Regions from separate parts of the Mus musculus genome. Here regions 2 and 3 are each linked to region 1. Evidence: chromatin loops called from intact Hi-C (ENCODE). Cell type or tissue: gastrocnemius. All regions are shown on one strand. Region 1 overlaps Ppp1r1c (protein phosphatase 1, regulatory inhibitor subunit 1C). Region 2 overlaps Itprid2 (ITPR interacting domain containing 2). Region 3 has its middle 38 kb from the start of Gm39867.

Region 1 (8,000 bases):
TTGTGATTCTTCCACTAAGAAATAAAATAGCAAGTACTGCAATGTCCAAAGGTTACAGTTGCAGGGAAAATAGTAGGTCACAACACACACACACACACACACACACAATGTAATTGTAAGCATCAAACTTACAATCTGGATTCTACATTGAGCCCCATGTTCTCTAATTAGCAGTAGGGGCTGCACTGTACTAGTTTGCCCTTGGCAGGTAAACCAAGCCTGCCTTTGTACTCCACTCTGGAGTGGCATTGTTCCACCTCATTGCAAAAATCAAGCTTCAATGGTTTCATTGACTTTCAACAAAATATTCCACCGAGATAACAACTCAAAGACAATTAGGCTTTCTATGTAGCAGGAGCCAGAATGTTACAGAGGTCTTTGAGAGCGTGAAATGGTTGTTGTCGTTTTCTTTCTGGGAGTAAAGCTCCTTCTCGGCCCTCATGTACAATTTTTGAAAGATTATTGGTTCTCCCAGACCCTGGCAGTTTAGGGGACAAAGAACAGGACATGAGCAGGGCAGCTGTGAGAGTCGGGGTCTGGTGAGGAAAACCTGGCCAGACTTGCAGAAGCATCCACAATATTTACTATTTACTATATATTTTTAAAGCAAGATATTTGAAATTTCTCTCTCCCTTTCCCCCTCCCCCTCCTCCTTCCCCTCTCTCCTTTCTTCCCTCCCTCTCTCTTCTCTTCTCTTCTCTTCTCTTCTCTTCTCTTTCTTTTTTTTTTTCTTTTGCAGATTTTAAAATGCAATGTGTGGCCCAACTTCCTATAAAAGACAGTTCCAAGGTCCTTGCATTCCTTTTATTAAATGAGATTTTTATTTTCTTTGTGTGTGTGTGCATGTGCAGTGTGTGTGCTTCCCCTCATAGATACTGGGAGCTAAACTGTGGCCCCCTAGAAAAGCAAGACATACTTTGAACTTCCCAGTCATCTTCCAGCCCCTCCTTGAGTTCTGCCTTTCCGGAAGCTTCACAACCCTCTCTTGATCTTCTACAGCAGACACTGGGTTAAGATGTGAAATGAAAGCAAAAGCCACCTACAGTTCTGTTCATACCCTGGTATTCTAAACAGGTTGGGGACATCAGGAACATGGTAAAATCTCACCAAATCTTCCTGCATTTTTCTTTACTTCCTTCACACAGAAGTTTTCCTTAAACACTCTGAAGTTTAAAGGAAGGAGTGGATACATCAAGATCCTTACAAAGAAGTTCATCTGGTTTGCACTGTCAAGGGATTAGTCTTGAAGCCATAGATGGCTTTTCATTGAGAGTGGGGGGATCTTCAGCCAAGTTAAACCACTATTATTGCCACACACAACCACATTGCTAGGTTTTCTTATGAGGTACTCTAGAACGTAGTTAGTATAGCAACAATAACTGCTCTGTGCCATCACATCTGGGGAAAGTATGTCGCCCAGCTTTAAATTCTTGTTACCTATTAGGCCTGTGAAACACCACAGTCTGGGCACCCTGCTTCAAATATGCAAGAGGTTTTCCTTTGAGGCTCATTTAGTGACAAAGAAATTCTGGGTTTTGTCTCAGTTTCTAGCAGTTCTTAGAAAAATAAACATATTTCATGTCTTGAACATTACAACAGGATAGTGGTTACATTTTATTAAAATAGCATTTTTGAATAGACAACAACAACAACAAAATACCCAGCCACAATGTTTTGTAATTTAATTTAAAACATACTTCATTTTTAGATGAATTTAGGTTTCTAATTTATATTATTTGTTATATTGCTATTTGACTTGCAAAGTCTACCTCTGTGGGAATTGGTGTGAATCTTTGGAGAAAGTTTCCAGCATCTCCAAAATTTCTAGAAATCACGGATTTTGATCTAGGATAAAACAGAATAAGAGGTCCCTTCCCCTTCTATTTGTTTACATCATATCCCCCCCTTCTCTTTTGTGCCTCCCTCCCATCTTTCCCCTGTTCTTTTCTTCTTGACTGATTTACATCCTACCAAGACTAGCTTGGCTATAGAGCGAGGTTGCACTTGCTATCCTCCTGTCATGGCTTCCCTAGTGCTGGGGTTTCAGGCACATGCCACCACTCACAGCTTTGAATTTTTCTCTCAAAATCATAATAGTACCTATTAATGCCTTTGATGTTATTGAACACACAATATGTAAAAATCACGGCAAGGAATTGGAAGGAAGGGATCTTGGATCTGTAATTTCCAACACGGATTTTCTTTCATGCTTCGAGTCCTGATGTTTAATAAGGTCACCTCACATCTTCTAGTCCTAACACTATTCCCTTAGGTAATTGCCCCTCTACACAATAAATTAATTAGCACTTGTGAAATATTTCTTTCAAAATATTTCTCTATTGATCTTTCACAATTCTGTGTGCCTGTAGCATCTTGCTTATGATATTTTCTTCAACGTTCCATTTCCTCCCCTGCTATTAGGTAACTCGGGTCTTTAAAAACACACCTGTAAATACTAACATGAAGAGATGTGGGAGAGAGATTCATTTGGCAAATGTTCTTAGCCTATTAGAAAAAGTGGATGTCTATAGATTCCTTTGTACCAATGCTATTCATTCTAAAAAATTGTGAAAACAACAAAAAACCACTTTTCTCTTGGATTTTCTTAAAAGGTGGCAGAGAAAGGGTCCTTTAGTTATGATTTAATTAATCTTCCATAATTACTTGCTATATTAGTTATTTTTTTTTCATTGTTAGGACCAAATACCTTGCAAAAACAACTTAGTGGCTTGTAGTTTCGAGGGTACCATGCACTTCAGCAAGCAAGACCTGGCAGCCGGACTGGTTCTGTCCATGATAGCAGGAACTGGCTGCAGATGGTCTTATTGCTGTGGCACACAGACTGACAGATAGACAGGAAGGAAGGAAGGGAGAGAGGGAGGGAGGGAGGGAGGGAGGGAGGGAGGGAGGGAGGGAGGGAGGGAGGGAGGGAGGGAGGGAGGAAGAAAGGAAGGAAGGACATACTGAACCAAAACCAGGACTGAGCTACAACCTCTAAGCCCACTCCTAGTGTCCGACAGCCAGGTCTCACAAGCCAAAGATTCTGCCACCTTCCAAAGTATCAATACCAGCTGGGAATCAAGTGTTTAAACGTGTAAACCTGTGGGGGGTGCTTCAGATTCAAGCCCTAACATGTGAGCTTTGTTTCCTAGACGTAATGTAAACTTAAGAAAATCTTCTAAGTTGAAGTCAAGCCAGAAATGAAACCTATGTGTGTAAGAACTAGATTAAATTTCATGGCTGCAACAACAACAACAACAACAACAACAACAACAACTGAAGTCAGGCAATGCTTCAAGGTTTAGATAGTGTAGACTTTACATTATACCACTGTGCGTGAGTGTGTGTGCGTGTGTGTGTGTGTGTGTGTGTGTGTGTGTGTGTGTGTACCTATGAACTTAAGAATGTATTTCTCCATCAGGTCTCTGTGTACCTTATTTTCTTATTAGCCTGGGGCTTACTGATGAAACTAGAGTAGCTAGCTAACGAGCTTGTCTCTTCCTCCTCAACACTGGGATTACAGGCATGTACACCACTCCTGGATATTTTTGTGTGTCTTTCAGAATGAAATTCAGATCCTTACGTTTGTGTGGCAATCATTTTATTGGTTGATCCCCCTTTCCAGGCCCAGGCTGCCTGCTTTAGAGTATCAGGACGTTTCAAGTTCTTATGTGACTTTTTAAAAATTAAGATACATGTTCCCAGATCTCAAAGCTGACAGGGAGAAAGCTCTAAAAGTTTTGATTTTAATGAGCATCAGTTTTAATTATCGATAGATTGAATTTAGTTTTAGAAATATTGGAAAAGGAAATATTGCAGAGCCTGTTGTCAACTCTAAAAGTGTACTTTCATTTTACTAGGATGAAGTAATTTTGTTGAATCTTTGGAGGTCTTTGCTTTTTGTATACACATTCCTAGTTTATAGACAGGTATTTTAATCCTTTCTGATCCCTGAGTTTATATATGTATCTATATGTGTGCATATATACTTATTATAAATATATATATATATACACACACACACACACATATATATATATATATATATATATATATATATATATATATATATATATACATATGTGTGTGTTTGTGTGTGTATATTTTCACATAATTGCATAATTACTCATTAACTTGAGCAGATCCCTTGGAGCCTCTCCAGTGTGTGTTCCAGTGTGTGCTGGATGAATACTGTTCCTCTGCACCCTGGTAATTGGCCAACAGATCTCCCGGGAATGTTTTGGTCTCTTATATAAACACTCCAGGAACAAGGGGCCACGACTCTGTGTTTTATTCACTGGCAATGAGACCTGAAGGGTTTTACACAAAGTTCTCATAGCATGTGAAGAACGAAGAGCTTGTGAGGAGAGCGCCCTCTGCTGGTACTTAAGATTTCAGACGTTCTCTTGGAAAGTAGTGCTTAAGAAATCAGAACAAAATGTATTCTTTTCAGCACAAAATGGGCTTACACTAAATGAATAGTCAGCAGAAGGAGTTCTTTAGTTTTGGTGTCCTTATATTGTGAGACACACTCTCTCTGTATCTTTTACCTTCCAACTATTTTGTATGCCGATTGGATATTGCTTTGCTTAGAAACTAAAACCCAAACAGGGTCTAGACATGGTAGGCAGGTTATTTATTTTTATGGTTTTTGTTTGTTTGTTTGTTTGTTTCCTGACTAACCCTAACCAAAGCCAGCTTCACTATCAGCTTCTTACCCTTGAAACTCTCTGGACTGTCACATACTAGGGCATTATTCTCAAGTCTGAAGCTACCTTTATTCTGTACAAAGGAATAGCACACAAACCTGGGATGGTCTTTTTCAAACTAACTAACTTCCTGTTCATTTCTTCTTTAAGACAATGATGGTGGTCTTCACTTGCGAAGGTCACAAAAAGAGAATGGAGTAAGAGAAAATTGAGCCTTGACGGTTCTAATATGTGTAATCTTTAAGCAACATATCCCTCACCAACTCCAACCAAGTTTCTCATTTATTTCTTTAACGAGGAGAAACTAGTTTAAAGGGAGTCATAATGAACTAACAAAATAGTGCAGACCTGGCAAGCAGCATAGGCATGCTAACTGCACTTTCCACCATTCCTGGGAAGACTAGGTTTCACAGAGACTCAGACTGAAAGCTAATTTCCTGCCCAACACTCTGCATGGCCATGCAACACGCTCACCCATAGAAACTCCTTGTAAAAAGTCAGCACGTGACTACTCCCGTTACATAATCAAAATTTATTTATTTTTGGTATAAAGAAAATATCTGGGGAGTGGGGTGTTAGAGACATGACTCGAGAACACTGAAGCCAGGCGGTGGTGTCGCACACCTTTAATCACAGCACTCGGGAGGCAGAGGCAGGCAGACTTCTGAGTTCGAGACCAGCCTGGTCTACAAAGTGAGTTCCAGGACAGCCAGGGCTATACAGAGAAACCCTGTCTCAAAAAACAAAAAACAAAAAACAAAACAAACAAAGAACACTGGTGCTTTTCCATAGGACCTGGGTTTGATTCCCAAGACCCATGGGGCAGTTCACAGCCTTCTGCAACTTCAGTTCTAGGGACTCCAATGCATTCCAGCTTCTGCAGGCGCGGCACACATGTTGTGCACAGATACAAATGCAGATACAACACCCATACACATAAAAATCAATCTTGAAAATTAAAAGATTCAAATTAGAGTAACCCCTACATGCAGAATTTGTCCTTGTAACGTTTCGCCAGCAAAACACACTCGGACAACCAGATCCTTCTACGGCAAAGCTTTATTGCTTACTTCTCAGGAAGACCCCGATCCCGGAAAAAGGAGCTGCTTAGGTACCCCTCCTTGTGACGTGTCAGCTCCTGATTAGCTGCTCACTCATCACCCTACTGCTACGTCCTGAGATGGGCAGTGACTTGGCACGAATTTACCTCAGCACCTGCGCACATTGCTTGTTTACTAGTTAGGCACTGAGGAAGCCAGCGCCATCTTGTAATGGCGATTGCTCACGGCTCTCCACAAGAATTATCAGGCCCCAACCCTTAAATAAAACCATAAAAGAAGATGGATAAACAGTATCTCCCACAGAATTATTCCAAATAGACCCGTGTCTCTGTTAGCTCTCTGTTGCTACTTAGAGAGAAAACGTTGGTTTTGTTATATTAGGTTTTATCAAGATAATACACCGTGGTTTTATTATCGAAGTGGTTTGAACTTGACATTGTATGTGTTTAGAGGGACAAGGTGCCTTGGTGCTCTCTAGTTCCCCAACACGTGTTATGTCACTCTTTATTATCAGGCAATTAAAAGAAATCATAATAGAGACAGTATAGGTAGGGGCTAAGTCTAAAAAGCTAAAGCCGGACAATCTCTGTTTGAGTTCCAGCACCATTTAATTCTCTGACCTTGAGAATGCTGTTGGATGCCCTGTCTGGTTTCACTGCCCTGATATTTATGATTCATCTACAAAAAATGAAAACTTGGTATGAGCTTCCTAGGGTTGCATTGAGAATTGTCACCAACCCAGGACTTAAAAGGCAACTTTTTTTTCCTTATACTTCAGGAGGCTTAAAATCTGAAACCTAGGTGCCCAGGTAGTCCCTGCAGATGATCCCAACCCCTCTGCCGCTGGAATCACATGACATGCATGCTAGGAACTGAACTTGGCTCTCTGGAGAAGCAATATACACTCTTAACTACTGAGCCAGCTCTCCAGACTCTTTGCCGATTTTCTTATTCTGCTTATGACTAATTCCTGATGTTCAGTCTCAGTGTGTGTGTGTGTGTGTGTGTGTGTGTGTGTGTGTGCGCGCGCTTGCTCAATAAACCTGCTTAACATTTGACTGCATCTCAAAGTCTGGCCATCTAAGATTTCATTTTCAATCCATGAAAGAACTGTTGAGTCTTCCAGGTGTTGTGAAGGCTCCCACTGTTCTCCATGTGCCCAGATCCAAATCCTCAACATCGTTTTAATTACTCCTTGTTTGTTGTTACATCCAAGCAAGACTTGATGGCTCCTGCTTGACAGTAATCCACCTGCCTGTCATACCCACTTGATCCTTGAGAAAGTACCCTTAATACAGCTTGTTGTATTCTTAATACTGTTCTAGCTTGGGCCTCCCTCAACAGTGGCCCAGCTGACCAATACACACACACACACACACACACACACACACACACACACTATACACATACCAAACAAGTTTAATATGTCAGGAATATGGATAAATTATATTTCCTTTAATTCAGATAATTTAATATAATTCTCATGATTTGATGAAAAATACTGAATATATTCCACTGGAGAATGGAAGAGGCAAGGGAAGGTCTTCACAATGGCCATAAGAGGTAGCACAAGTGTTCAGTAAGGAGGTGATGTGCAAACTGCATCTACACAGTACTCCTTCAACACGTGGATGACACTTACTACAACATTTTAGGGTCATACTGCACATTGACAAGAGTTCTCTAAAATTCTATTTGGCTTATGGCTTTTGATGGATCATTTTATTTAAACTATATTTCTAGATCCTTGACAAGAGTTCTCTAAAATTCTATTTGGCTTATGGCTTTTGATGGATCATTTTATTTAAACTATATTTCTAGATCCTGTTTAATTTTTAGCAAAACTGTAAGGTTTTAGATCCAGAATTTGGTTTGAAACACTTAAGTGTATGCAGTTGAGGAAAATGAAAGGCACGTGTGTACTTTCTGGTTATGGCTCCCTCTAGTGTTCACATTACAAAACTGGGAAAAAATGGAATGTGAGAATTAATAGTGCATAGTGCTCATTAAGGTGTGGCTGAGTGTATCACACACACACACACACAAATGCAAACACACACGTTGGGTTTTAGGTAAATATGTGTGTGGCCTTCTAATTCTTTTGACAAGAGTGTGCACTCTATCATAGTACAGAGTTACATGATGCAGCTCTGTAAAATGCATAAACCATTTGGATAGCCTCTTGTGAAGTCTGGATGCTGCTATTAGGGACATACTCAGGATATAAAGC
Region 2 (8,000 bases), 120 kb before region 1:
CTGTTAGTAGGTGCATACATAATCCTGCTTGAGCTCCTAAAATAACTGTTTGTAAGTCTCCCTTTGTACTTATACAACTTACTACTTTTAGCTTCTAAGTTTTAGGGTTTACTCATTTATTTATCTGAGTTCGAATAATCCCGAATCAGTGGGGTATTTGAGGAACAGTGGAATTCTGCCTTTGGCCTTCCAAATTTGTGAATTTTGTTTCTTTAGACAGGATCTTGCTATGCTGCCAGGGTTGATTCTCCTGCTTCAGCCTCCCAAATATTGGGATTACAGGCATGGGCCACCATGCCTATTTGTAGCTGTAGTTTCTGAAGATAAGAATTTAAATATGAGTTCTGATATTTGGTATCTGTCCTGATATCCCAAATCCCAGATAGTCACTGGGTTGTTTCTGGCTGTTTTGTTTTGATTTTTTTTAAATCTATAATTTCTTGAGTCTTTTTAAAAATTACATAACAGTGGAAACAAACTTTGTGTGTCGTTTATTTTAAAACTTAGTTTTCTTTTCTTTAAGGTAACTTAGAAGTAATTACAGGATAATAAACTATTACAAAGGTTGTTTGAAAGCATTCCCCTCCCCTTACACCTTCCTGACACTAAAATATGACTTCCCAGCAGTGGTTTTCATCTTCTCTCTGAGGGAAGTCATATTTGCTCCAGTGTCAGAGCTGCAGGAGATGACTGCCGTCCGTGAAGGAAGCTGCTGAGGGATGCTGTCCTGGGTCTCTGCTGCTCTGTTACTTTTGTAGTTACTTTTGCTTGACTTAAGGACTTGTGGTAGAAGAGTTTTCACCCTTATTTTATAATTGCAAAACACAGATAGTTTTTAGAAGCCGGCGACTGGCTAGTAAGACTTGAACTCAGGTCCGGCTCCTTTGACCTGCCCCGAACATTTGCCATGGGGCAGAGGTGAGGAAGGAGATCAGTGAGATCAGTGGGCAGAAGCTGAAGGGCTGTCACAGCCCCGTACAACTTAGGGCAGAGCAGTCTTGGCTTTCTTTCTTTTCTCCTTCCTTTCTTTCTTGTTCTTTCTTTCTTTCTTTCTTTCTTTCTTTCTTTCTTTCTTTCTTTCTTTCTTTCTTTCTCTTCTTTCTCTTCTTTCTCTTCTTTCTCTTCTTTCTCTCTTTCCTTCTTTATTTCTTTTTTGTGATACCACACAGAATTGTAATTTCTAAGACTCTCATTCAGATTTTATTTCAGCATTATTTTGTATTTAGTATGTTTAAAATGACAGAGTGGTTAGTGTTGTTTTGGTCCTGAGTGGAAGGACAGGATGAAAGCTGTATCCACTCGTGAATTCAGAAAGCAACTCTGTTGTTTTGGCTTAATGTGTACTTTCTTTGTTTTCCTTTTATTGTGGGAAGTTTTGAACTTAACCTAAAGTTTCAAGAATTGTATGATAAAAATCTATTACTTGTTACTGGCTTCAGTTTTGTTTGATTATATTTGTAAAACTTTAATCAAAGGCTACCTAGAGTACATGGCCAACTTACCATACAGCACTAGGAATGCTTGCTGTGTAGATCTTTATTCTGTACTGTCTTCACGGTTTTACACTGAAATCTGACTTTTGCATAGTCATGACCAGTAAAACTAAGAATAAGTCGTCACTCACGCCATGGACTTAATACAGTAAGATTTTGCTGAGAATAGTCTTCCTGATATTAGCAGTTGTGTAAGAAAATATGACCCTCTCCACTCTCAGAGACTGTCTAGCATTGATGAAGGGCTTTGTAGTAAGAGGAGAAATTTTTTCCCCTCTTAGCATCATGAAGGATAGATGGCTAGAGAAGGTAGCATGTTCTTTAGATTCTCACCACTTTGTGGTTAATTTATCTCTAAGGAAATAGAATATTTTATAATCCTACATTTATAAAGTGGGAGGTCATAATTTGTTGTGTCTAGCTGAGATTCCTAAGATATAAATAGTTATCTGGATTGCTTCTGTATTCTTTCAATCTAGCTAATGATTGTTATTTAGAAACCTGTATTAGGCTGGGCCAGAGTAGCAGCTAATAATAGGCCTTTTGTTGAATATAAAAAGAAAATGTGTTCTGTTCCCTTGCACTAAAACAATGGTTTTCCGGTTGGACTTGTATCTGCTGCTTTGAATAATATAATTTTTGAGTAGTAGCAAATAAAAGTAAAGCTGACTTTATGTGTCAGACTCAGGAGGGTGTTAAATGGTAACGACTTTCAGTTTCTTCAGATCATAACTATAGGTTCATGAGACTATATACAAAAGTCATCACAAATCAGAAATTCCTGAATATGGGAGTACTGCCATTAATTTTTGTGGTGGTGGTATATGTATATGTATGCTTTCTCTCTTTTTGTCTCCATCTCTGTCTCTGTCTCTGTCTCTCTCTATCTCTCTCTGTCTCTCTGTCTCTGTCTCTCTCTCTCTCCTGTGTGTGTGGTTGTGTGTATGTGTGTAGTAGTTGTGTGTGGTGACCTTCTATTCATTCCTATAGGATATTTCTTATTTTTAAATTAATTCATAGCTTCAAGTATACCAGGCTTCAAATCAAAAGTTTGTTATTTGTTGATTGATTTGTTCATGTTTAAAAACCTGTGTTTTACCATTTTGTTTCCATTTAAGTGGTAAAGTGGTAGAAATGAACAAATAACTCCTCCACAGGGTGAGGATGGCATTAGAATCAAAATTTCCTAAATAATGATATAGCTATACAGGTAGGAAAATGGCAACTTTTCTAGGTTTGGTACTTCCACTAAATAGAATTTTTAGAGCGACTTTTATGGGTAAGACTCTTCAAGATTTTAGTTGTATTAAGATTTCCTTCCCACTTAAAATACCACTGTATCTTAAAAGAACATTTTTATCAGGACAGAACATTCTTATACATGAGTAACAATTGACGCCTCAAACTGGAGGACTTCAGAAAACTTAATAGTGGAAACGTGGTGTCCTACTTACATAGACACCAAATTTGTGTTTGCCTCCAATAGGGCTCAGTCATCCATCATCTTCTATGATGCACAGATTACCGTTTTCCCTCACATGGGAACTACTTTAATGTTTAACATTTGGGGCAAGCTCCTGGTGTGGGCCATCTTACACATATAGCAACTTTTGAGAAACAAAGTCTTTCTATGTGGAGGTTTGTATACGTTTGTATATAAGCAATTACTTTATATGCTGTTTTTCTCTGCTAGCTCCCTAGGTTGAGTGCTACATGTTAGCGGGAAGTAGGTGGGAAAACGAACCTGTGGGACATGCTGCCAATTTTGAGATAAAGTGCCTACATAATGTTTGGAGCACTTCAGCTAGACTGACTTGTTTAATGAGTAACCATCTAGAGACACTCTTCTTTGCCACAAATTCTCTTAGTTTTAAGTACATATGGTTCTCTTTTAGGTCCAGAGCACAGAGGGAGAAGCCCCTCACGTGCCAGCCACTTGCCAGCTAAGTCTTGCCAAGTCAAAAAGAGGTAAGTGGACCATTGGCCACTCCTTCCTATAGTTGCTCTGTGTTGTCAGCTAAGAAGGAGAGGAGTGTCTCTCAGTGTGTGGAGCAGCAGTAAGTGTGAAAAGATGAGGATGCAGGGGTGGGGTGTGGGGAGGAGGGGCGGAACGTGCTCTCATCTCAGCATATAGTTTTTGTGGAGATTTTATGGGGGAGACTTTTATGCTTACAAACTTATTCTAGATTGTTTATCCTGTAATAACCCTCATTAAAAATTGCTCGTTGCTCTAGTTTTCAAATCTGCACATGTACTGAAACAGACTACTTTTACATTGTTATGATTGTACACTCTCTTATGTTCTCTGAGTTTTTTATGCAATATATCTTGTAAGTATAATACATGTAGTATAACTCTGGCAGAAACTCGCTGGCAAGAGTTAAGCCAAGTTAAATACAGAGGTGTGGATCAAAGGTGAGCGGGTGCAGATTCTGCTCTTTTCTTGGATCATTAATTATTGACCACAGAACCTTTGGATCCACTAGAAAATGCTGTCTGGTTTTAAATTTACAAAGCATTTGATATTTAGAGAAAGAAAGAGGAAGAAGTTAAATGACCACTGAAGGTAGGACTGTTTATTTTTAAAACTTCACACATACCACCTGTTGTTTTTTTTTTTTTTAACAAAAATTTATATGTATGTTCTTAGAATAGAAAATTACATGTTAGTCTTCCTGAGGAACAGTTTGCATGTGACTTTTCTGTCATTGCAGTGTGGCATTAAAGAACAGGGCTCCCAGTCACTTCAGCTCTGGTCAGACACAAAGAGAAGTTTCTCATTGGATATTCTGATTCTGAAGTGTACAGGGAATAGACAGAGGCAATATTGAACAAAGCAACTGACTCATATGTGTCAAAGGATGATAAAGTATGGGCAATTTCCATTCAGTTGTTCTAGGGAAGCTGTGAGTAGTGCAGAAGATATATTCAGGTGATGGTCAAACTGGAGTTTCTCCTGGCTACCAGTCTTCAGTCTCTTGTTTATGAGGACACAAATAAAACCATTTACATATTTGCCAAGAAATCTTCTATAAAATTACAGAAAAAGAGTCTTGCCTGTGCAGTTGTGAAAAGGGTTACAGGAAACAGTGACATTTGGTCCATTTTGGAAGGTAGTCTCTGGAATTGTGGTAATGTGGTACATCACAGACTGGCCATAACTTCATAGTTAGAATTAGCAGCATAGTCATTTCACAAGTAGAATAGAAACAAGGCGTGCCCTCACTGGTCGGCTTTGCAAGTGCACTCCTGTAGTCTCAGTGCAGGGACGCATTCTTGCACAGAGAGACGTTCAGTGGCTCAGCTCATGTCCTGGCCTAGTGTTTACTGGGCAGCCTCCTATTCCTAGAAGTCCTACTCTGCTCTCTTTATAGAAGATAACTGTTTTTTCATGAAAACCTAGAAGAGAATATACTGATTTTGATACTAAACAGGTGGCTTCCATATTTTGTTTTGGTTCATACTTAAATGTTTCATCTAATTTTTAAATTAAGGTAATATCCTATGTCTTCAGAACTGAGCATCAATCCTTAGGTCTAAATTTCTCTAGTAAAGACCTGTGGTTTCCTTTATAAGATTTATTTCCTTTATCAGTAGGTATGTTACTGGTACTTTTGCTCTCTTACGTGTTTTGCACATATGTCTGTGCACCATGGGTATGCCTGATGCCACAGAGGCCAGAGGGAGGTGTTGTAGCCCCTGGAACCAGAGTTAACAGTTGTGTGTGAACCTCCATATGGGTGCTGGGAATTGAACCCAGGTCCTGTGCAAAAACAAATGCTCTTAACTGCTGAGTCATCTCTTTAGCCCAAGAGAACTATGCATTTCATGGGACAGAAATATCTGCCTAAAGACCTTAGATTGTGATATTTATACTTTTAGAATGTTTGCTTATATTTAGCCAGTCTTTCTCTTTAGTTCAGGCTGGCTTCAAACTCAAGCTCCACTTGCCAGTCTCTCTGGGTTTGTAGATGAGCATGGCACTGCCGGTGGGATTTGTAGCTCTGGGAACACATGCCTATCTTCCCCTGAAGTAGTGCTGTGCAGGGAGGACTGGGCTCCCAGTCTGCAGAGAGAGAGGTTACTGCTTTGCACCATGAAGCAAAGAAGGAACTTAAGCTCTTTGTGCTGCTCAGTTCCCCATGCCGACTCGGAAGCCTGCTCAGTCTGCACTGCCAATCAGACTGTGGGACACGTGGTACTCAGCTTTGAGGGGAACCGGCCCAGACCTTATGCTGCTGCACAGTCAGCAGATCTTTGAAGAAACTGAGTCTGGCTTCTTTGTACCTCAGAGAAGTTCCCTTTTCCCTACCAATAGGCCCTTCAGTTTCTAGACCATTTCTCTAACTGTTTAATTGTTGAGAGTTATCACTGAGTCATCAAGCAAACACTGCCATGTTGTTCTCCATACCAGAACAGTAAGAATAAGTCAAGTTCCTGTCTTCATGGGCTCACAGTCTAGTTATAAACAAAACAAAACAGAACCATGCACACACAGCACAGAGAGAGACAGTGGCAGCTGCTCTGGCTAGACGGCGGCTAGTTGGTTCTGAAGGAATGTAATGCCCAGTTAGACTGCTGGGGACAATCTGTTACAGTCCAGTTCCATCAGGATTCCAACATTTCTAGGTCTGGTAAGGAGATGGAACACTTCTTTAACTAATTATCCAGCTGTACTAATATCAGAACACTGTTGAAGTTTTTCTCAGTTTTTAATTGGGATATAATCACTATTTTTTTAAACCTTCAAATTCCAGCAAAATGTTTTTAAACCCAAGTGAAGTTTAATTTTGGATTTTATTTAGTCATATTATCTGGTTTAGATTATGTGGTAAACACTGTATTTAGCCTGTTGCTTTTGAAATTCTGAAAGAATTTCACACAGCCTTGCAAATGTACAAGATATAAAATCCCCTCTTGGGTAAGCGTAATGTAGATAGAATGCCATCTTGCTTGCTATATGTAAAAGAACATATCTTTATTTATATATGTATTATCTTTCATAAAAGAACATTTATGCATATATATTTAGAGATTAGAACTTTAAGACATAATGATAAACATGTCTTTGTTAAATTAGCAGTGTCATATATTAATTGAATCTTTGGCTTCTCTTTAGTTATGAAAAATTATTTCCTAGCACAGATACTTGCATCATAAGAGACACTAGAGATACTTGAATACCCTCCTATTTCCAGTGATTTTAGTTTATAGCCCTTACTTTCGTTCTTTCAAATACAGAATATTTTACTGAATTGTGCATATAAACTTCTAATTTCACTTCTTAACTATTTTTATAGATTTTCATAATTTGTAAATTGTTTAGTTTTATTTCATCCAATTTACATTTGTGGTAATAGGATTTATCAAATACTTTGCCATTAGAACTTACTAAGCAAATGAATGAATGCTGAGAGTTTCTGATAGAAAGCCTGATTCAGCTTTTATTTGAACCTGAGTTATTGCTGTGCTTTGAAGCTGCAAGTTTTCATAAATAATTTGTGCTGCTCTATTGGGGACCGTATCTGTGACGATGTCACTGCCATTGCAGGCCTATGCACTGGTTTTGTTTAATAATATGTTTCTACTGACAGATCATCTGTTGAGAACTGCAAGTCAGCATTCCGATAGCAGCGGCTTTGCTGAGGACTCCACAGACTGTGTCTCCCTCAACCACCTCCTGGTACAGTTTTCCGTTTGCATTAGTCAGTACTGTCATTACCCTCACTTTAAGGCAGTCAGTCTGTCCATGTGTCATATTGTAAGGTTGGCTATCAAATGGGAATAGGAATAAAATGTCTAAAATGTAGATCTTGGCTATAAATTTCAGGTTTCACTTATTCATGATCTCTGGGTATAAAAAAATAAATAAATCTTAGTTATTTTATTACTAGTAACTAAATTACTTTGGTTTTAAACTGGTCTGATGTTTTTCTTATTTGCTTATAGTTATTATACTCTAGTATTTTATAATAAATTTTATTTACTTTAAAACTCCCATTCCTTCTAGTTCTATGAACTTTTATGAAAATTAAGATGTTTTAGGCAATCCAGAAATCAGGTGCTTTTTCACTCGGAAGCTGGTGGTTGGTAGGTACATAGAGTCATAGAATGCACAAGAAAGGGGTTCAAAATGTCATTAATAAAATCTGAAAATTGAAATATGGAAAACAAAAAAGGTTAAAGAGCATGGCTAAACAGGCAAGAAATACACCTAAGGAGACACAGGAAGAATCACGTGGGAAGAGGGGCTCACAAGAGTCTACCCTAGAGCTTTTGGTAGTTGGCTCATTTTGTTTGGGGGTTCTAGCCACTAGTAGGTTGCCATGTTCCAGTGGGTAACCCTAAACCCTTGTACATATGGATAAGACTGGTACTCAGTGTGTTACCAAGAAAAAAATTAAGACTGAAGTTGGGAAGGAGACATGATATGGGGATCTGGAGGGAGTTAGAGTGGAGAAATAGGATATAGTTGTGATCATAATTCATTGTATGATGTGCAGGACA
Region 3 (8,000 bases), 260 kb before region 1:
AAATGTGCACACGCCCAATTCTTACTCTCTCTATATCTTTTCATTGGCTCGTTCCCCATTGTACTGCCACTCAGAAAACTATATTGGATGTAATGGGGCATCCTGATCCTGCTTTTTATTACACAACAGAATATAACTGGATGACCCACAATTTCTATGATTCAGGGAGATTAAGAATTAAAGATGCCAAAGAAGGGGAAATATAGTTATATTCATTTTTATGAAAGCCTGTCACCTGTAAAGGCCTGTAGGTACAAAACTGGAAGTAGAAATTACAAGGAGCCAAATTCAGATTTAATTTTAATGCCGGTTTATAACAAAGCTGTACAAATGCAAAGCTATGTAAAGGTGCCATTGATTAGAGGGCAAAATTCTTGTGGGCAGCAAAATGGCACTTGATGAAGGTTCCAGATGTTTTAGCATTTGCATACTAGGGAAGGAGAAGGAGGACCTATCCCAAAACCATCTTTAAAAATCACAGGGCCAGGCAATGGTGGTGCACTTTTAATCCCAGCACTCGGGAGGCAAAGGGAGGGAAGCCTCTGAGGTTGAAGCCAGCCTGGTCTACAGAGCACATCCTAGGATAGACAGGGCTATACAGAGAAACCCCATCTCCAATGTTCCCTTAAAAAGGGAAGAGAGAGACAGAGGCAGAGAGACAGAGAGGACAAAAGAAAACAAGGGAAAATGAAAGAAAAAGGACAAGCCAGAAAGCATGGCACGATAAAAAATGAGCACACATTTAAAATAATCGAAAACCATGACAATTTTGTGGAATTACATAACTTTTCTTCTGGATAACTTGGAGTAACAGTAATGCCATCTTGCAAGACTGTATAAAGACCCAATATATAGTTAAAAGATATGTCTAATAGAATGGCCAGCACATAGCTGTGGTTAATGAAATTTCTTATTATATCTAATTTTACATAGTTAAGCTTTATGAAGCTGCCAACATTTGACCTTTTTAAGCAATAAAAATGGCAATTTCACATGACTTAATCTGGTATTATTAATGAAACTGGGTGTAATTGAGTCTGAATATCTAGCATATTTAATATTCAGATTTAGGTGTGGACATTTACAAAGTCTTTGCTTTCTAAGGATAACTAGTTATTTTAAGTTTAGCGTGATAAGGCAGAAGTGAGAATTCTTGCCTTGGATGTTTGAAGCTCCAAGTGATTAAGATTGACTTCTGAGCTATGGTCTATATATTGGATGTGGCTTAGGTAGAATTCTAAAACTCATGTGACAAAGATCCTATCTCACAAACTGGAAAGAGTAAGGATTAGGTATGTGTGAATACAAAAGTAATTATGCGACCATCTTTCATTGCCTAGTCATTCAGCTTACCCGGAAAGAATAGAGCCAATCATGTAGATAGATGCTGTGTTTATTCATTTGCTCTTTGGAGAAACTGGGAATAGAAAAAGGATGATCAATATTTTCTATATACCAGAAAATCTTCAGAGATTGCAACACAGAAGTGAATTAGGATTAGAGCCTTGGGACTTAAAATGTACTGTGGACTAGGACTGCAATTTTCTGTATCTTCAGCTGCTACTGAAGTCATGTGGGCCTACACATAGGTGTGTTTTAAGGCAATCTATTGCCTAACATGAGAAAGTGTTTGGGACTTTAATTATAACTTGTTGAGGGAAACCATCTATTTACCTGTCTGTTGATCAAATTTTCTAAATTATGGCACAGGAAAAATATGGATACCAACTGTACTTAAAAAGAAATAACAATAATTTACTTATGCAAGAAAATTATAGAGTGTACATAGTAAGTTATAGTGGGTAGTACTTTGGTAAACCATGAGCATAACAGTTATATGAGTACTCTAGAACATATATTTCTGACCATTCACTGTAAAACAAGCAAAACAATCCTAGTACTTTGATTCCTAGAAAACACTAAGTAAGTTGATATTAGCAAAACATTTCTTTACCTATAAAAAGTCATTAATAATGACTAATTATTTATGGCTTAAAGGACAATTTAAACTGTAATCTGTAACAGAAGCCTAGCTATCACTGTTGATTCGATGATATACCTGAAATATGAAATATGAAAAGTGAATAATGGATATATTTTCACATGATGAATTCTTAAACCAAAGCCTAACAACCACAAAGTGTTTCTGTGCCATTTGAGAAAATTAGGCCAGAAACATTAGTGTTTTTCTCTTTGATTTCCCCGGTAGATCAGTGTAAATTGGCAGTAGAAACTATGTATCATCATGAAGGTCAGAACAGAGACTCAGAAGAAAGAAAACTGCATTACAGCTGTGGGTGTAGGGCCAGGCAACTGTGAGAGTGAAGGTCCAAAGCCACCAGGCAGAAACTGTGAGAGAAACACGTATTTCCCAAGTCAGGAACTGAAGCCAAGTAGAGGTGCATTGTCACAGTGTCCACAGAGAAGCTCCGGGGACACAGAGTCTTTTGTTTCTTGCCCTTTAATATAACGGCAACAGAAACATATAGGAAACCAGGCCTTTCCAGTGTGACCTAACTAGGAGTCAGTGCAAACTGACTGGGATAATAAACTCCAACTCCCTATAAGTCATGTCATGAAAGGTAAGGGCAAAGAGTCAATGGACATAGCCTGGGTGATTAATATTTTCTTTGTGTTTTACTTATTTCAGTCCAGGAGAGAAGCAATAACTTAAATTGCTGTATATGGTAAACATCAACACCAGGTTTTGTGTTGGAGGCCGTATCTCTTGGATTAGTTCTAGTTAGTGGCATACAGGACTGAGCTCCTGTTCTCAGTTTAATAAACCAGACCGTGGCTCTGTCTAACCCCTGACGCAGCCCAATGGAGAGATGCATCAAATGAAAGGGGAAGAGAGGTTTAACTGAACAGTTTATACCTTTGAAGTATTATGAACTCACTCTCACATTCCACGAGAACACGTTTGCTTTTCTTGGCCCTGTCTTGATAGATTTCCACTCCTCTTGTTACACAGGCAGGGTGTGGATCGCTACACTGGGAGGCTGAAGGCACCATCAAAACGGTTCCCTCTCCTCAGCTCTTGAGAACACGTTTCCAGCTCCAGTCCGAGCTTTCCACTTATCACCAAATAGAGCTCCCAACATTTCCTGGTGACGATTGTGTTAATCTGCCAGTTTTCTCCAACAGGAAGCCTTTTCCTGATATAATCTAAATGTTCCTCTACCTAACTCCATCCCACTGTTCACTCCCATGGCTATCTCTTTGAATACTGCAGAACGGTATCAGCTCCTTTGTCTGACTCCTATTTTTAGACCCAATTTGTTACGTCCATAAAGCCAATGGCTTAAATTTAGCTCCGTTTGAGTTTCTCCCATTAGTCACTTAGTGTGTCACTCCCTTAGTCATTTTTGTTGCTTGGTTGGTTTTCAGTTTCGTGATGCTCGGCCTTAAGAATGAAAACAGTTTTTCAGGGACAGCTCATAAGGGTGGAGTCAGTTACTGTAGTCTACAGATGAAATGGCCCTACCTATTGCTGACATGTACACTTAGTATCCTTAAATTTTTCATCCTTTCTCAAGCCATGTTCCTTCCATCTTACATGACTAGTTTTGAGCTCCTAGTAACGTGATGTCCCACAATGCCATGCCATTTTCAGACTTCAGCACTATGCCTGGAACAGTTGGAGCTACTGATACCCCTGGTGAACAAATGAAAAAGTTAATGGCTCAAACATTGCTAGTGAGGTCATTTGTAAGTTATTTGTGTAGAATTATAAAATGCTTTAGTTTTCTACTACTTAGGAAACCTCTTATTATAAATTATAGGCAGATAATAAAGTGACGTTGGATGGAGTGGTAGATAAATAGATTGACTGACTGATTTATTAACTGATTTAGATTTGCCAGCATATAATCTTGTCCCATAGGATTTGTGACGTAGGAAGTAGTGTGAGAAGTCTGACACCTGTTCATACTTTACTCTTTGTGCAAAGATGCTGTCATATAATGCCATGGGTACCGCCCAGGGATAGCTGCTATTTAAATGGCCTTATCTTTATTTGTTTCAAGTTCTGAATGTTTGGCAGCTCTCTGGGAACCCACCAGGTTAGTTCTGATGAGTCTCACATAAGTGCTATAACTCAAGGGAGTGGGAAGTTACCCTCTTGTACTTATGAGACTCATTATTGGTCAATAACCAGCATCCATTGGCGATTCTTGCTGTGGTCTTACAGCACTTTCGTTTCTGTATGTGCTTTTTTATGTATTCGGGCTTTACAGGGAATTGTGAAGTTGGTCGCTTGGTGGCGCTGTAGCTAATAGCTTGATTTTCTTTTGTATTTTTCCATCGCCTTCTTAGCTTTTGTTTTTTAATGACAGCTACGTGAAATATGCTCCCGTCTTAAAACTCTGCTGCAGGAGAAATGATTTAATGGCTCTTGACTTCTGGATTAATTTTGAGCATTAGAAACATTGTAAAAACAGATTCTTGCTAGTAATGATCATTATCATGATGGCTTGGGGCATAATCATTTACCAACATTAGCCAAGTGATTAAAATCCATCATGAGTTTAATTTGTAAAGATTTAGTTCCTTTGCAATAAATGGCTAATGGTATTAGCCTCATCTGTGTGGGGCCCGAATTTACCATTCTAGGACTTTGAGCTTTCAAACTAGATTTCTGTCCACCCTTGCTGCCATATGTCATTCATGCCTGATATTTACCAAGTATGTGGCATTTCCTATATCAGTGCTGAATGGGGCCATATGGTGTACAACATACAGGCAGTCATAACCTGCTAGTTCATAATTTATTATTCCATAAAGCAAGCGACCTTAATGGATGTTAAAATTAACAACCATGGTCAGTCAAACCTGAAGGGAAAGGGGAGCATTTTGGCTTTATGACTCTTTTCTTTCCTTTCTTATTATCTTATCAAGTCGAGATATATGTGGAATGATCAGATTTCAGTTCGTATAGCATTATCATTAACTTTGCAATAATGCCCTTTAAATGCATCTGATCTTAGAAATGATTTCTAAAAATTTCTCATCTTATAAAAATGCTTTAAATTTTTGTCTACAGAGAAACCGCCTTTTACATTTTTTTTTACAATTTATTTATTTTATGAACATTGCTGTGGTTTTTTGCCTGCACATACGTCTGAGTGAGGTTGTCAGGACTTGGAGTTGCAGACAGTTGTGAGCTGCCACGTGGTTGCTGGGAATTGAACCAGTGTCCTTTGGAAGAGCAGTCAGTACTCCTAACCGCTGAGCCATCTCTCCAGCTCTGCTTTTCACATTTAAATTTGCCTCCTTCCTAATGTTTTGTCCGATGAATTATGAAAACTGTTGAGGTAAACAGTGCTCTACCAAGAAGATAATTCATCAACCCACTGATTTTTCTTCAAAAACTCCTGAAGAAAGTTCAAAGGGGAAGACCAGCAGAGAAAACTTTGAAACCATGGAAGGAGGAAAAGCAAATGTACCATTAATAGACACTACTTCATTTTCAGAAATATCCTCTCAAAAGAAACAAAAAAGTAAATACTTCACACTGTGTAGAGTTTAGCCCACCTTGGGTTCACTGTGTGATCTGCAGGCTTCATGGTTACATAAGCTGTTTCCTCCTCAAAGCGAGCCAGTGTTAATATCACCACCTTGCAAAGAGCTAAGAGAACCCTGGTTAAGAGTTAAGTGGCTTCTGGTTGTTCAGAGCCTGGTAAAAGGCCTGTCGATCAGTTGGCACAGGCCGGCGTGAAAAATAAATTCATGTTCTCTGGTCAGCTTCTCCCAACTGCTTAAAAAGGTCAGTTTCTCAAAATCCTAGGGTGGAATAGGACAGCCTGTTTGGATTGGTAAAGGATAAAAAGAAATTCTAAGAAAGTCAGATAATTTAAAACTCACATGCAAAATTTTCAGTGATAATTAATTTAAGTGAAAATACAAACTTCTGGTCAATTTCTAAACATCAGTAATTGCACTAAGTTGAAGCTATCCTAGTCTTCCTCCCTTTCTCCCCTCCCCCCCTCACGCATTTACAACTATGCACAGGAGGCTCTCCACACAAGAGATAAGGAGCGAGCTGAGCCAGAGAGACTCTTCTCATACTGTGGCTCTTCTTACACCAGTGTGTACCAATACAACTCTAAACACAGTTGACTTTTAGTTGACAGGAAAGTCTACGCAAGGATTTAGCATAGAATATTCAATACAAACAACTGTAAGAGTAAGGAAACAGAGTCAGAAAAAGAAAATACCTCATAGCCAGGCAGTACAAACAGAAAGTGAGCCCAACTTGTTGGGAGTTCACACTATTTTGCCTCTCAACTTAAACACTGTTATGCAACTTAAAGGCAGTTATGTTATACTCCCTGGGTGTTACACAGTTTCAATAATGACTTTACCAAACTCATTATTGAAAACTATTTCTCTTTTCTTTTTTTTTCTCCAATTTTTTATTAGGTATTTACTTCATTTACATTTCAAATGCTATCCTGAAAGTCCCCTATACCCTCCTACCCCCTGCTCCCCTACCTACCACTCCCAATTCTTGGCCCTGGTGTTTCCCCTGTACTGGGGCATATAAAGTTTGTAAGACCTAGGGGCCTCTCTTTCCACTGATGGCCTACTAGGCCATCTTCTGCTACAAATGCAGCTAGAGACAGGAGCTCTGGGGGTACCTGTTAGTTCATATTGTTGTTCAACCTGTAGGGTTGCAGACCCCTTCAGCTCCTTGGGTACTTTCTCTAGCTCCTCCCTTGGGGGCCCTGTGTTCCATCCAATCATTGACTGTGAGCATCAACTTCTGTGTTTGCCAGGCACTGGCATAGCCTCACAAGAGACAGCTATATCAACAAAATCTTGCTGGCATATGCGATGGTGTCTGCATTTGGAGGCTGATTATGGGATGGATCCCCGGGTGCGGCAGTCTCTAGATGGTCCATCCTTTCATCTCAGTTCCAAACTTTGTCTCTGTAACTCCTTCCATGGGTGTTTAGTTCCCAATTCTAAGAAGGGGCGAAGTGTCCACATTTTGCTCTTCCTTCTTCTTGAGTTTCATGTGTTTTGCAAATTGTATCTTGGGTATTCTAAGTTTCTCGGCGAATATCCACTTATCAGTGAGTGCATATTATGTGAGTTCTTTTATGATTGGGTTACCTCACTCAGGATGATACCCTCCAGATCCATCCATTTGCCTAGGAATTTCATAAATTCATTGTTTTTAATAGCTGAGTAGTACTCCTTTGTGTAAATGTACCACATTTTCTGCATCCATTCCTCTGTTTAGGGACATCTGGGTTCATTCCAACTTCTGGCTATTATAAATAAGGCTGCTATGAACACAGTGGAGCATGTGTTTTTATTACCAGTTGGAACATTTTCTGGATATATGCCCAGGAGAGGTATTGCTGGATCTTCCGGTAGTACTATGTCCAATTTTCTGAGGAACCGCCAGACTGATTTCCAGAGTGGTTGTACAAGCTTGCAATCCCACCAACAATGGAGGAGTATTCCTCTTTCTCCACATCCTCGCCAGCAACTGCTGTCACATGAATTTTTGATCTTAGCCATTCTGACTGGTGTGAGGTAGAATCTCAGGGTTGTTTTGATTTGCATTTCCCTGATGATTAAGGATGTTAAACATTTTTTCAGGTGCTTCTCAGCCATTCGGTATTCCTCAGTTGAGAATTCTTTGTTTAGCTCTGTGCCCCATTTTTCAATGGGGTTATTTGGTTTTCTGGAGTCCATCTTCATGAGTTCTTTATATATATTGGATATTAGTCCCCTTTCTGATATAGGATTGGTAATGATCCTTTCCCAATCTGTTGGTGGCCTTTTTGTCTTATTGAAAGTGTCTTTTGCCTTACAGAAGCTTTGCAATTTTATGAGGTTCCATTTGTCAATTCTCGATCTTACAGAACAAGCCATTACTGTTCTATTCAGGAACTTTTCTCCTGTGCCTATCTCTTCGAGGCTTTTCCCCACTTTCTCCTCTATAGGTTTCAGTGTCTCTGGTTTTATGTGGAGTTCCTTGATCC

Evidence for each region. Hi-C counts contacts between places; a loop is a spot of excess contacts. Peaks named below come from ENCODE experiments on the same cell type or tissue, not always from the same donor. Only the 100,000 strongest peaks of a DNase experiment are listed, where the experiment ranks them.
Region 2: a loop joins it to region 1, with 5 times the contacts of the local background. A loop is called at or near these places in 14 of 42 quality-filtered maps.
Region 3: a loop joins it to region 1, with 10 times the contacts of the local background. A loop is called at or near these places in 39 of 42 quality-filtered maps.

The regions. Positions count from the first base shown.
Region 1 is chr2:79,770,283-79,778,282 of GRCm38, forward strand. The region is part of intron 4 of Ppp1r1c (protein phosphatase 1, regulatory inhibitor subunit 1C); the gene reads left to right. Among named protein-coding and RNA genes, the nearest start is that of Ppp1r1c, 67 kb to the left of the region's middle. In gastrocnemius, CTCF peaks have their summits at 4,377 (motif pointing left) and 7,737 (motif pointing left); a DNase peak (open chromatin) is centred at 4,360.
Region 2 is chr2:79,648,000-79,655,999 of GRCm38, forward strand. Itprid2 (ITPR interacting domain containing 2) reads left to right here. Exons shown (of 18, transcript NM_080558.4): 9 at 3,389-3,461; 10 at 7,088-7,176. Among named protein-coding and RNA genes, the nearest start is that of Itprid2, 17 kb to the left of the region's middle. In gastrocnemius, no CTCF peak of the experiment used is centred here; no DNase peak of the experiment used is centred here; H3K4me3 peaks cover 323 bases; H3K27ac peaks cover 1,324 bases.
Region 3 is chr2:79,507,895-79,515,894 of GRCm38, forward strand. No RefSeq gene overlaps it. Among named protein-coding and RNA genes, the nearest start is that of Gm39867, 38 kb to the right of the region's middle. In gastrocnemius, no CTCF peak of the experiment used is centred here; a DNase peak (open chromatin) is centred at 4,259; H3K4me3 peaks cover 709 bases.